Regions from separate parts of the Homo sapiens genome. Here region 1 is linked to region 2. The links are chromatin contacts, found by Hi-C or POLR2A ChIA-PET in ENCODE. All regions are on one chromosome and are shown on one strand. Each heading gives the region's core, a stretch centred on a gene start or an enhancer-like site at or near the end of the contact. The rest is flanking DNA. Distances are from core to core; before and after follow the strand shown.

Region 1 (5,385 bases), core at 686-3,185, 52 kb before region 2:
TCTCCTGGCCTCCCCACCTTTGCTCCCAACGTGCCGTCAGCCAGAAAGCCAGGAAGCTGTTCCCGCAGGAAAGTGGCAGCCGGGAGAGCAGGGGCAGGCCAAGGACCTCAGGCACCCCAGGCCTCCGCCTCCTCTCCTGGGACCCGCCTCCCTCACACTCCCTCCTTGGCCCCAGGGGACATCTGAGGTGGGGGCTGCAGTGTCCTGGCGCCCAGGCTGAGTCTCCACTGCCCAGACTGCCCCGTGCTCCTGCGTCCAGAGCCGGCATGTCCTGGCCCAGCTGCGGCTGTTGGGCTGTGGCTCAGAGCCTGGCCTCGGGGCCGGTGTGACTTGGGTGGGGTTCTGCCACTTGCTGGTGGTGTGACCCAGCCAGCAGCCTCGGCTTCTTCACCACTTCCCTCACAGGATAAGGAAGTGAAAGATGGCAGGTGCTTACGGAGCAGTGGGCGCCCACGGAGACTGGCCACGGCCACGCAGGGGTGCAGGGGGATGGCCAGGGTCCCGTCCACGTGGGACTTAGGTCTCACTTAGTTCCAAGGAGAGCTGTGCCCCGGGAACCGGCCTCCATGCTGCCTGCACCACCAGCTCCTGCGCCTCGAGGGGCCGCACCCGGCAGAAGTGCCTGGTGTGGGGCCTTCGTCGAGGCAGGTCTTGGCTGGCAGCACCTGCCACAGGCCTGCGCTGGGTTCAGCACGTGCTTCACAAAACAGCAAGTAATGCCTGCACTACAGAGGAAAATTGGCCAGTGCGGAGGTGGGAGGAGAGGAAAAAACAGGGCTGGGCTGGCTGGAGATCCCCGCTGGGGCTGGTGGCCCCCCAGGCCTCCCCCAGGTGGTTCTCACACAGGCAGAGCGGCCGGGCAGGACTTCCCAGCACCTGTGCCTTTCCCCCAGGTGACAGCAGGCCAGACACCACGTGCTGACAGTGACTCTGAGTTTGTGTCGCCTTTTCCTTTAAAAGAATGACCTCTCCTTCAGCCCAAACCCTCTTCCATACACCTCGGCAAGCCCACCTCTTCCCTAGCTTCTCCTAGGCTGGCTGTGGCTGGTGTGGGTGCCCGGCTGACAGCCCCACCTAGGGCCCTCTCATGTCCTTCTGGTTTTGGCTGCTGGGGAGTTTACTGCCCTGGAAGGCAGTTTCCACACTAGCTCTCTGCCAGCCGCTCTCTGCACCTGCCTGGGAGGCCTCCAGGCACGCCCCTGCCCAGCCTCTTCATGTGGGAGTCCCAGGGGCAGCAGCCGCCGGGGCCAGGCCTTCCGGCCAAGCTCAGATGCCTGCTCTTTCCAGAGCCTCCCGATCGCCCCAAGTAGAGGAGCCTACAGAGCTGCCCCCAGCAAGGAGCCTCTTCTCACCCACGATCTCTTTCATTTTGCAGCGGCTCAGGGTGCCGCCATTCTCTCCAACTCACAGGGGAGAGGACAGGACAGAGACACTCACCGGAGGGCACCTGGTCTGGAGGGGCCGCCTCCTTCAGCTCCAACCAGCCCCAGGCCCTGCAAAGCCCCTGAGGGCCAGGCCCACCCGATGCTGCTCGACTCAGTAGCCTGGCCCAGCGTGGCGGCACAGCTTGCAGGAGGCACGAACCTGTTCCCAGCACACGGGCCCCACCACTTCCCGCCATACCGTTTGGGGCTCGCGTCTCCTGTGTGGGTGCTGGTCCCAGACCTGGGGCCTGCCAGTCCCCACACCAGTGCCATCGAACTCCAAGGGCCCTGTCCTCCCCACTCCGCCACACCCCGTGGGCGGCCCACATCTCCTGCACGGCTCTCAGCCCCTCCCCCTGCAGTCCTGAGGGTCTCCCCATAATGGCCCTCTTTGGCACTTCCTAAACCCAAAGAGGCAACAGATCAGAGACAGGCAGGGCTGGCCGAGGCTCCTGCAGGGAAGTGGGCAAGGCCCTCCCTCAGGCCTGTGCCCCCAGCCCCCAATCCCACACCCCCATCACCCCCAGGTCGCCCTGCAGGCACTGTGTGTTTGGACAGCTGGAAGCAGAGCTCGGCCTGTGACCTGCCTGGTCCAGCAACTGGACCTTCTGGAGGTGAGCCTGGGAGTGGCCGAGCAGAGGAAATCACCCCCATGGGGAGGTAGGGGAGGGGTGAGGCCCCCCCCACCAGGTTCTGGAATGTTCCGTGGGCTGGATCCTGGAGAACCCACTTCTCTGGGCTCCAGAAAGGCAAGGGCAATGTTTCTTTGACCTGAGAAAGCAAAGCAGCCCCCCGACATCCTTCCACACACTCATCCCCTCTGGTGGGGAGCCGGGGGGACACATATGAGATGGACAGGGTGGGGGCCCACACCCCAGGCTACTCGGACAGCAGGGGTCAATCCCGACGGGCTGGAGAAACCTCAGGCCCCAAGTGCACCAATGGCCCAGATGGCTGGAGACCTCTTCCTTTGTCTCCTCTGTCTCCAAGATCCAGGAGCCCAGGCTCAGCCTGCGAACCACCTGGCCCTGGCCCTGGAGGGGGATGGGGAGGGTCTGTGACCATCCTGGGGGGTATCTGCGCCCCCTTCTTCTACCTGGGGACAAGGGCGCGAAGTCCCATGCAGCCCCCATGCAGCCTCACGTGCCTGACGATGGGAGCCAGGCCAGCCCCTCACACGGGTGCTCCTGGGCAGCCTCTCTGGTAGCCTGGACGAGTCACCCCAGGGGCACATGCTCCAGGCAGCCCCCTCACCTCAGGGGGCATGGGAGGCGCTGGGGGTCTTCAGCTGGTGATGGGGTGACTGACGAGGATCAGCCCCAACCCCGGGGTCCTCTGGCCGCTGGCAACCGGAGCACTCCCCCAGTTGGAGCTGAACCATGACTCCAGTCCTTCCCAAGAGATGGTGGGGAATCGTCACCATGGCTGGAGTCCCGCAGACTGGGCAGGCCAGACAGGCCCTTGGAGGAGGCTGGTGGGATCCGAGTGGGCAGAGGGGAGACGGAGGAGGGAAAGGCAGCCCCAGCCTGCGGTGGTGCTTGTCCTGGGCGGGAGGGGCCCTGCTGTCACTGACGTGGGAACCACCGAGTCACCGGAGGGGCAGGGGCAGAGGGGTCTCGGTGGAAAGGGGGTCCCCAGAGGCCTTGGGAGACGGGGGAGGTGCCTAGGGCTCTCTGGCCTTGGTCTCTACCAGCTCAACGAGGGCTTTGTTCCAGGGGCCCCTGGGTCCCTCTGCCTCCAACAATCTGGGCTGCGTTTTCTGAGCACCTACTGTGTGCTGGGTGTGGGCGTCCGGGCAGGCACTGACTAAGCCTTGTCCCTCCCCAGAGTCACAGTGAGACACACAGCCACATCCTGTAAATGAAGACCTCGTGGCTCAGAGAGGTCAGGTAACTTCCCCAAAGCCTGTCTGGCCTCCCAGCACCATCCCTAGTCCCAGAGGGGAGGTGGAATGAAGGCAGGGCTAAGGCCAGGCTGCATGGAGGCAGAGGCACCTGCCGGCCTGCAGGACCAAAGGTTCTATTGGAGGCAGTGCCTGGGCAGACAAAGGCCCTCAGATTCACAAGCTGAAGCCCTAGCACCCAGGGCCCCAGTGTGCTACTGTGTTTGGAGACAGGTAAAGGTTGTCAAGGTAAGACAGGGTGGCCCTGATCCAATATGACTGGCGTCCTTGTAAGAAGAGGAGATTGGGACAGACACGCCCCGAGGGATGGCCATGTGAGGGCGCCTCAGGAAGACGGTGTGCAAGAGCGGGAAGCGGGGCCTCGGAAGAGCCAGCCCTTGGATCTCGGGCTTCCAGGAGAATCAGTTCCTGCAGTTGAAGCCACCAGGGTCTGTGCAACTTTGTCACAGCTGCCCGAGCTGACAAATTCACCTGACTTAAGCCCCCCGCCCCACCCGACCACAGTGTCACCCAGATGCTTGGCAGGTGCTGTGGCAGGGGCTGGGTCCCTGCTCGACCTTCGGGTGCCGGGGTGTCCCGTATAAGAGCAGCACAGCCACCGCCACGGCCACTCGCAGTTCCAGGCTCCGGGCAGCATCTGGGACCCCAGTTCCTGTTGTGAGAGGCTCCCCACTGCCATCCCACCCCCTGCAAGGTGCCTCGGAGAGCGGCTGGAGGCTGACGGGTCGAGGCCTGGGTTTTACGGTCCTGCCTGGGTTTCTGTGTGGCCTGGGGCTGCCTACCATCTTTCCCTCTCTGGTCCCCCCTACTCTCATATACCAGGCTGGGTGACTGGGGCCCAGGAGCGGCCCCCCCCTCCTCTGGGCTTCCTGGTGGCACCCCTGGCCTGACAGCCCCTGGGAAGGCCTCCCCTCTCCATCTCGGGGCCCAGCCCGGCCCCACCTGCTGAGCTGCAGCCTCCAAGGCCTCCTTCGCACGCGTGTCAGCTCTGACCTCAGGGCTCCCCACGCGTGTTCCCCTCTAGGAAGGCCCCCCCAGGGGCTCCCCAAAATCCTGTCCTCCCTGAAGCACCTGTTCTTCGTGCTCCTCCATGAGGGCCCGCACGGGGCCGCTGACCGCAGTCTCAGTCACAGCCTGGGAGCGCCTGGAGGTTGGGGGGCAGCAGGCGCTCAGTCAGTCCTCGGGTCACCATGGATGGCCTTGCTGTGTGATCCACACTGAGGCCCAGTGGTCAGCTGGGGGGCTGGACAGGAGGCAGCCACTTCCTGGCCTGGCTGGTGACTCACAGGCCCGTTTCTGGGAAAACTCCCACCCACCCCCACTCAATCCGGATGGCGCAGAGCTCGCTGTGGGGACCAGCTGTGGGAAGTGCATTGTGATTAGGGGCCGGGTCTGGGGGTGGGGAAGGCGGGAGCCGGGGCGGAGGGTGGGGTGGGGTGTGGGACGTCTCCACCAGAGGCCTGCCTGGGCTGCTGAGCTGTGCATCCCGTGTGCCCTGACGCTCCACATGCTCCCTCACCGGGCAGGGGTCGGGGGCCCCGAATATCATCACAGGGAGACCACACGAGGCTCCTGCCTGAACCCCTCCTCAGGTCCCTCACGCTCAGGGGTGCCTGGCCCAGCCTCGCCTTGCCCAGCCTTGCCAAGGCCAGCACAGCCCAGGAGGTGCACCCCCTGGGGTCCCACAGCTCCGAGGGGCAGCGGGTGGCCGAGAATGAATCCGCAGGGCTCTGGCTGGATGCTGGAGGAAACAGGCTGCTTCCAAACGGGGCTAGGACGTGGGGACTGTCCCCCCAGGCTTCCCCGGCCAGAATCCAAATGCCATTTGCCCAGCCGGGCCCTGGAAAAACATCCTCTGGGAAGACTCCGGGGAGGGGAGGAGGCCTCTGGCTGGGTGGGGAGCAGGGCCCAGGCCTGCTGAATAAACACCCAGGGACCCTGCAGAGTGAAAACAGAGCCACAGCCGGCCAGCCCCTCCCAAGCCCATTTGGCTTCTGCAGCCCTGACCCTGCTCAGGGAGTCTGGGCAAGTCTTTTTTGTCTTAACAGCTTTATTGAG
Region 2 (5,652 bases), core at 2,616-5,115:
CCCACCACCACCCTCTCCCTCCCTACCCCGCCCATGACTCCTCCAGCCTGTTCCTGCTCTAAGGGTGCCCTCGGGAACACAGGCCCTTGGTCCCCAGAACAAGACCTCTATTTTGGAAGGGGAAACTGAGTCCGGGTGGCTTCTCTGCACTTTCGATTGGCCGTTAGAGACCCGGGTTTGAGCCCCACCCACAGCCTGTGGGCAGATCACCTCCCCTCCAGCTGGGGTGGGGGCTGCCGCCCAGAGAGGGCGACCTGCACCCCTTCTGTTTTTCAAATTGAGTTGAAACTCACATCCATCAAAACCGTACAGCCCCGTGGCATTCGGTGCAGCCGGAGGTCGTGTGGCGCTGCCTCTGACTCCCAAACGTTTTTTAAGGAGCTCCCTACCCGCTAAGGAGCCATCACCCCCTCCCTGGTCCCATCCGCTCTCTGCACCCGGATCCCCGGGCTGGCCTGCTCTGGGCGTCTCATGGCAATGGAATGTGACCGCGTGTGGCCTGGGTGTCTGCTGCCTCACAGAGTACAGGGTTTTCGGGGCTTCTCCGCACGTGGCCTGGGTCAGACTTCGTTCCTGGTCGTTCCCATTCATGCTCAGGGAAGTGCTCAGGTCTGAGGGCCTCTGCCGGTCCCCAGGACCGCCCGGGAGCCAGGGGCTCTTCCAGCCCCCCTGAAGGAAGGAAGCGCTGCCTGGTTTTCAGGAGAGAAGACTGAGGCGCGGCGGGCGAATGGGCTCATCAGCAGTCACAGAGCAGGGCTTCCCCGAGGGTCCTGCCACCCAGCCCCTTCTGAGAGGCGGAGACTGCACTCTCCAGCCTCAGGGGCCTGGTGTGGCCCTGAGCACAGTGAAAGGGACAGAGGCTGCAGCACCTGGGGAAGGGCCGAGGGAGCCCCTCCCACGCATAGCAGCCTGGGGGAGGCCAGCCTGGGCCCATCCCATCCGCTGTGCAGGGTGGAGAAAGACATCTCACCTCGCCTCGTTTGCATCTTATGTAGGTATGGAAATGATTAATGGTGAGAAAAATGTCTGCCGTACCCGGGGCACCTTATAGGCCCGAAATTCACAGGGGGCCGGGCAGACCCTCCCCCCACAGCCCAGGCAGACCCTCCCCCAACAGCCCGGGCAGACCCTCCCCCCCAGCCCTGGCAAAACCTTCCCCCGGGCAGACCCTCCCCACCAGCCCTGGCAAAACCTCCCCCCCCAGCCCTGGCAGACCCTCCCCCCACAGCCCGGGCAGACCCTCCCCCACCAGCCCTGGCATACCCTCCCCCACCCAGCCCGGGCAGACCCTCCCCACCAGCCCTGGCAGACCCTCCCCCCCAGCCCTGGCATACCCTCCCCCCCCCACAGCCCGGGCAGACCTTCCCCCCCCAGCCCTGGCAGACCCTCCCCGCAAGCCCAGGCAGCTCCCTGGGGCTGTAGATCATCCTCGCACTCAAGTCTTCAGTAGAAAGGACAGATTGTTTGCCGGGAGATGTACAAAGCCCAGCCACGGCCACTCCCTGGCCCGGGTCAGTTCCCAGCTGCTCTATCTGGGATGGGTGCCAGTGGCCAGTGTGGGGCATGGGGCTCAGGGCAGCCTGAGGGACAGAAGCCCTGGCCGTCCGCCTTCCCGCATATCTGCCTTTTTCCCGCGTGTCCGCCTTCCCGTGGCTCGCCAGCTTTGGGGTCTGGCAGAGGCTCAGATCCTCTCCCCAGGAGATCTCCCTGGAGTCCCGGGACCTCCTTGGGGCCTGAGTGGCTGCTGGAGTGGTCTGGGCCCCACCGGCCTCTGCCTTTTCCTCACCCGGTCTTTAACGTGGACCCACCTCACAGGGCTGTTGTGATGACGAGTCAGACAAAAGAGAAGCAGAGCCCTCGGCTGCCCAGTCGTTTGCTGTTACCCCTTGCTGCCGTGAGAGCCCACCGGGGACCACCTGTGCACCTGGGGTGCGAAGGCCTCTCCTCGGCCCGCCCTGGTTAGGGGGAGGGCAGAGTGCCGGCCGCACTGAGTCCTGAGTTGCCTTCTGGCCTGGCAGACCCGGCCGCTGCTGGCCAGAGGTGGCTGCGCCCCAGGCCTGGTGCTTCCGGGGTCGGGGTCCAGGGACTCAGCCGAAGGCAGGGGTCCCTTGTCCCCACCCCAGGGCTCTGTGCTCCTTGGGACCCGCTGGCCCTTGGGGGCTCAGGTCCTTGTCCCCCACCTTCCCCATCCAGAGGCCTAGGCCTCACTCCAGTGTCAGCACACGGTGTTGGTGGAGGGGTTCCACCCTCCCCTGATCAGACCCCTGACAACCCGCCCCATCCTGCCTCAGTCTTCATCCCTCCTTGTTCATGGGCACCTGCCACGTCCAGCCCTGTGCCTGGCCTCAAGGGCCTCGCGGGCTCGCAGCAGCCGAGCGGGTGGGAAGGGTGAGCCACATAGATTGGAGAGGGACGGAGGTTCGGGGAATGTGGAGGGAGCATCTGCGGGACTCCCCAGGAGCCACTGACTCTTCCCTCCCCTTTGGGGCTGCGACCCCCACAGCCGGTGTCATTGCTGCATCCCAAAGGCCTGGGGCCTGGAAACCATTCCCAGGACAGCTGGAGCAGGCCCCAAGGGGACTCTCTGCCCATTAGGGAGGGGGTCTGCTGGCCCCAGTGGGAACTGGCTCCTCCCCTGCCACCTACTCACCCCGCCCACTCAGAAACTCAGAGACAGACCTTGGAATCCTGACCCCTGCGGCCTCATGGGGAAAGTCTCTGAGTTGGGGTGAAGATAGAGTCCCATAAATCATATTCATTTTGGTAAGAGGGTCCCCCATAGATCACCATGTGGCCAGGACCGGGGCGGAACCTGGCAGAACCCATACCACCTCTTCCCCTGCAGGACGGCCGGGGTGGCCATGGGGCACCTCCTCCCTCCCACACGCGCAGGTCTCGAATTCACAGCCCTGGTCTGCTTTGCCGGCTGAGAGTCCTTGGCGGCCGACACATCCACGTCTCTACCTCCCATCCCATAATGAGTGTTTCCCACGTTGTTAGAACTTTCCACAGGCATTGCTTTTAACAACTGCACATCATTCAATTAGACAGACGGGATGGTTTTCCCAGCCGGGCCTCCCCTGCATCTGGGCCGGCTCCAGCTTCTCCCGGTTATAAATAACGCGGGCGGGGGCGTCTCCCACGGAAGGTTTTCTGGCTTCGTGCTATTTCCTCGGGATAAACTCCCAGAAGGAGAATCACTAGGTCAAAAATGCGAGCATTTTATGCCTCTTAGGACACACGGTCGTCAGAAGGAATCTGGACTCCATCTGGAACAGAGCGAGGACCCCTCTACAGAGCCGGGACCTTCTCCGGAAAGGAGCTGGGCCTGCATGGCCGTGCACAGATGCCGGGAGTGCGGTGCTCTGTCCACCCAGGACTCCGCTTGCAGGGCCTCACGCTGCATGGCTGACCCAACCCAGGACTGCGCTTGCGGGGCCTCACACTGCCTGGCCCACCCAATTTCAAACAGTTCTCACGCTAGAAGATGCACAAAGCCAGCTTTACATTTTGGGGAATGATTCAGAAGGGCCAGGGACCTGCCGAGACACCTGGGGCTTCTTTGTGGGGCCCCATCAATGGGAGGCGGGGACCCTTGGGTCAGCCCAGACCCTGCTGGGCCTCAGTTTCTCATGCCCAGCTCCAGCCGGGAGCCTGGGCAGGTCCAGAATCACCGCACACGCAGAAGGGCCTCACTAGGACGGGGTGAGAGGTGAGGCTGGGAGCTGGGGCTTCCTCTTGGGAGTCCAGCGGGGCGACTGCCGCCCACGTGTGGGCTCCCTTGAAATTCACAGACACACCCAGCGCGGTTGCTGGCCGCAGTGCTGGCTCAATAAGGCCAGTGGAGTCAGACAGTGAGAAGTCACCATTTCCTGCTGATCTGAAACATCTTGTGAAACCCTCTGGCCCAGCCCTTTCCTTTCTCGTGGCAGCCTCTGGTCCCCTGTGGACTTTCCTGTTTACTGCACCCCAGAGGTGGGCCCTGACCTGGTTGAGCTGGGCTTAGCTGTCAGATTCCATTTTGGGCCTCGGCCCCCAGGTCCCGGCCTGCAGGCAGCTGGGCTGGTCGGGGCCGGCTCCTTCATGCAGCCAGCGCATTAGCTCCAGGCCTGGGGTGCTGCCCGCTGTGCCCCTTCCTGGAAGCCCTCCCTGCCTCTCCAGCGGGAGACAATGCAGCCTCTGGGGCAAGGCAGGAGGCTGCGGGCAGGCTCCAGGGACCTCCTGCCAGGCGTGGCTGCAGGGCGCCCCTCCCAGGTGAGGCTGGCAGCTGCCTCCTGGTCAGGTTCACACCCACCCTCAGCGTGCAACAACCCCCCTCCTCAGCCCCTTCTGCTGTGACCTGGGCTGCTCCTCCCTGCGGTCACTATAGGAGTCCCACGGCCCTGTCCCCAATCCTGCCCTTCTGCCTAGTCCTGGGCCCCTCCCCTTGAGCACTTCCCAAGCTCTGAGCCACAAGCCCGTGGGCCTCTGGAAATCCCAGGGCCTGGGGTATGACGGGGCCAGGGAGGGGGAGATTTGTCCCGGGGCAGCTGCTTTGGGCAGTTCGCTCTCGCATGGAGGGCATGGTCCAGGCCCTGTCGGGTGGGCAGGTGGCCCCACAGCTTTCTGGGCAGGGGTCTTGCCTGCTGGCCTCATGCTGAGCGCACCTGATCAGCCACCCGCTGCGTGTCTCACCATAGCCCCACTGTACAGGTGAGAACATGGAGCTGACTGAGGGAACAGTGTGGACGCAGCAGAGTCGCCTGAGAACCCAGCTCCATGGCCCCCACGCCAGCCACCAAACCCCTCTGTGACCTGAGAAACAGAAACCAGACTCAGCCCGGCAGGTGTCAGACCCTGGTCTGGTTGGTCCGCAGCGGCTCCTGGCTCAGCGCAGGGACTGCCAGGGTCCAGGGGCCCTCAGGGGACTTGTTGAAGCCCAGCTCCTGCCAGGGAGGACAAGAACTCTCTTCTTCCAGGAGTAAACAGAAACGAGGGCCTGGCCCTGGGGTCCTAGGTGCCTCTGACCCCACCAGGAACCTCTGAGTCTCCCGAAGCACCTGCTGGCAGGGTGGGTGCAGCTCAGCATGTGGGAGGACATCGGGTCGCCATTTCCCGATAGAGCCAACAGCCTCTCCTCAATGTGCTGTGCGGCCAGCCTGCCCCAGCTGGCTCTGGACTGAGGAGGTGGGCGCAGGGACTACAGAAGGGTCCATGCTGGTGGGGGGCCCACTGCTGGGCCTAGGCAGGAGAAGGCTCCAGGCCAGAGGCCGCTAGCAGGGCAGACCCCAGCCTAGCCACGCGGGCTGGGAGGAAAGGGGAGGATGCGGCGTCTGCTGTGACAGGCTTTGGGTCAAGGGTCTGCTCTGAGCCCCGAGCTCACCGCCACAGGGGCTTTCCCAGGCTGGCTTGGCAGCGGGCGGGGGCTCAGGGGAGCTCAGGAAGCGGGTGGTTCCCACAGCAGCGGCTCAGGCAGGCGGCCCACACACCCAGCCAGCGGGCTCCCGTGGGAAGGAGACCTGGAGGCCGGGGCTCTCCTCCCGTCTGCTCTAACCTCCTGGACAACCTTCAATGCTGTCCTTCCCTCTCAGGCCTCAGTTTCCCAGTGATCTTGAGGGGTGGTCGCTGGAGGTCAAAAGGGGAAGATGACTGTTCAGTTGCCTTGTAAGCAGT

What was found. A loop is a pair of places that touch in the nucleus more often than their neighbours do. ChIA-PET counts read pairs that join two places held with the same protein, here RNA polymerase II (POLR2A). Pooled maps may share reads with other maps.
Region 1: a loop to region 2 is called in a map of CD14-positive monocyte, with 3 times the contacts of the local background. The contact joins the promoter of LINC01451 here to the enhancer-like site in region 2. A Hi-C loop is called at or near these places in 18 of 168 maps with a recorded cell type or tissue (CD14-positive monocyte, HepG2, PC-9 and 13 more), 12 of 37 single-sample maps with no recorded cell type and 15 of 50 pooled maps. POLR2A ChIA-PET finds 5 or more read pairs at or near these places in 11 of 52 experiments (B cell, GM10248, H1 and 6 more).

What each region holds. Positions count from the first base shown.
Region 1 is chr9:136,613,731-136,619,115 of GRCh38, reverse strand. LINC01451 (long intergenic non-protein coding RNA 1451) reads left to right here and starts at 1,935. Exons shown (of 3, transcript NR_135288.1): 1 at 1,935-4,992. RefSeq lists a silencer at 3,505-3,799.
Region 2 is chr9:136,563,009-136,568,660 of GRCh38, reverse strand. No RefSeq gene overlaps it. Among named protein-coding and RNA genes, the nearest start is that of NALT1, 18 kb to the right of the region's middle. RefSeq lists enhancers at 1-154, 3,325-4,186, 4,187-5,047. Within about 2 kb of position 3,865, at least 23 of the 41 ENCODE cell types and tissues checked have a DNase peak (open chromatin) inside an H3K27ac peak, as active enhancers do; they include CD14-positive monocyte, PC-9, heart left ventricle and 6 more, where a contact is called at or near this core.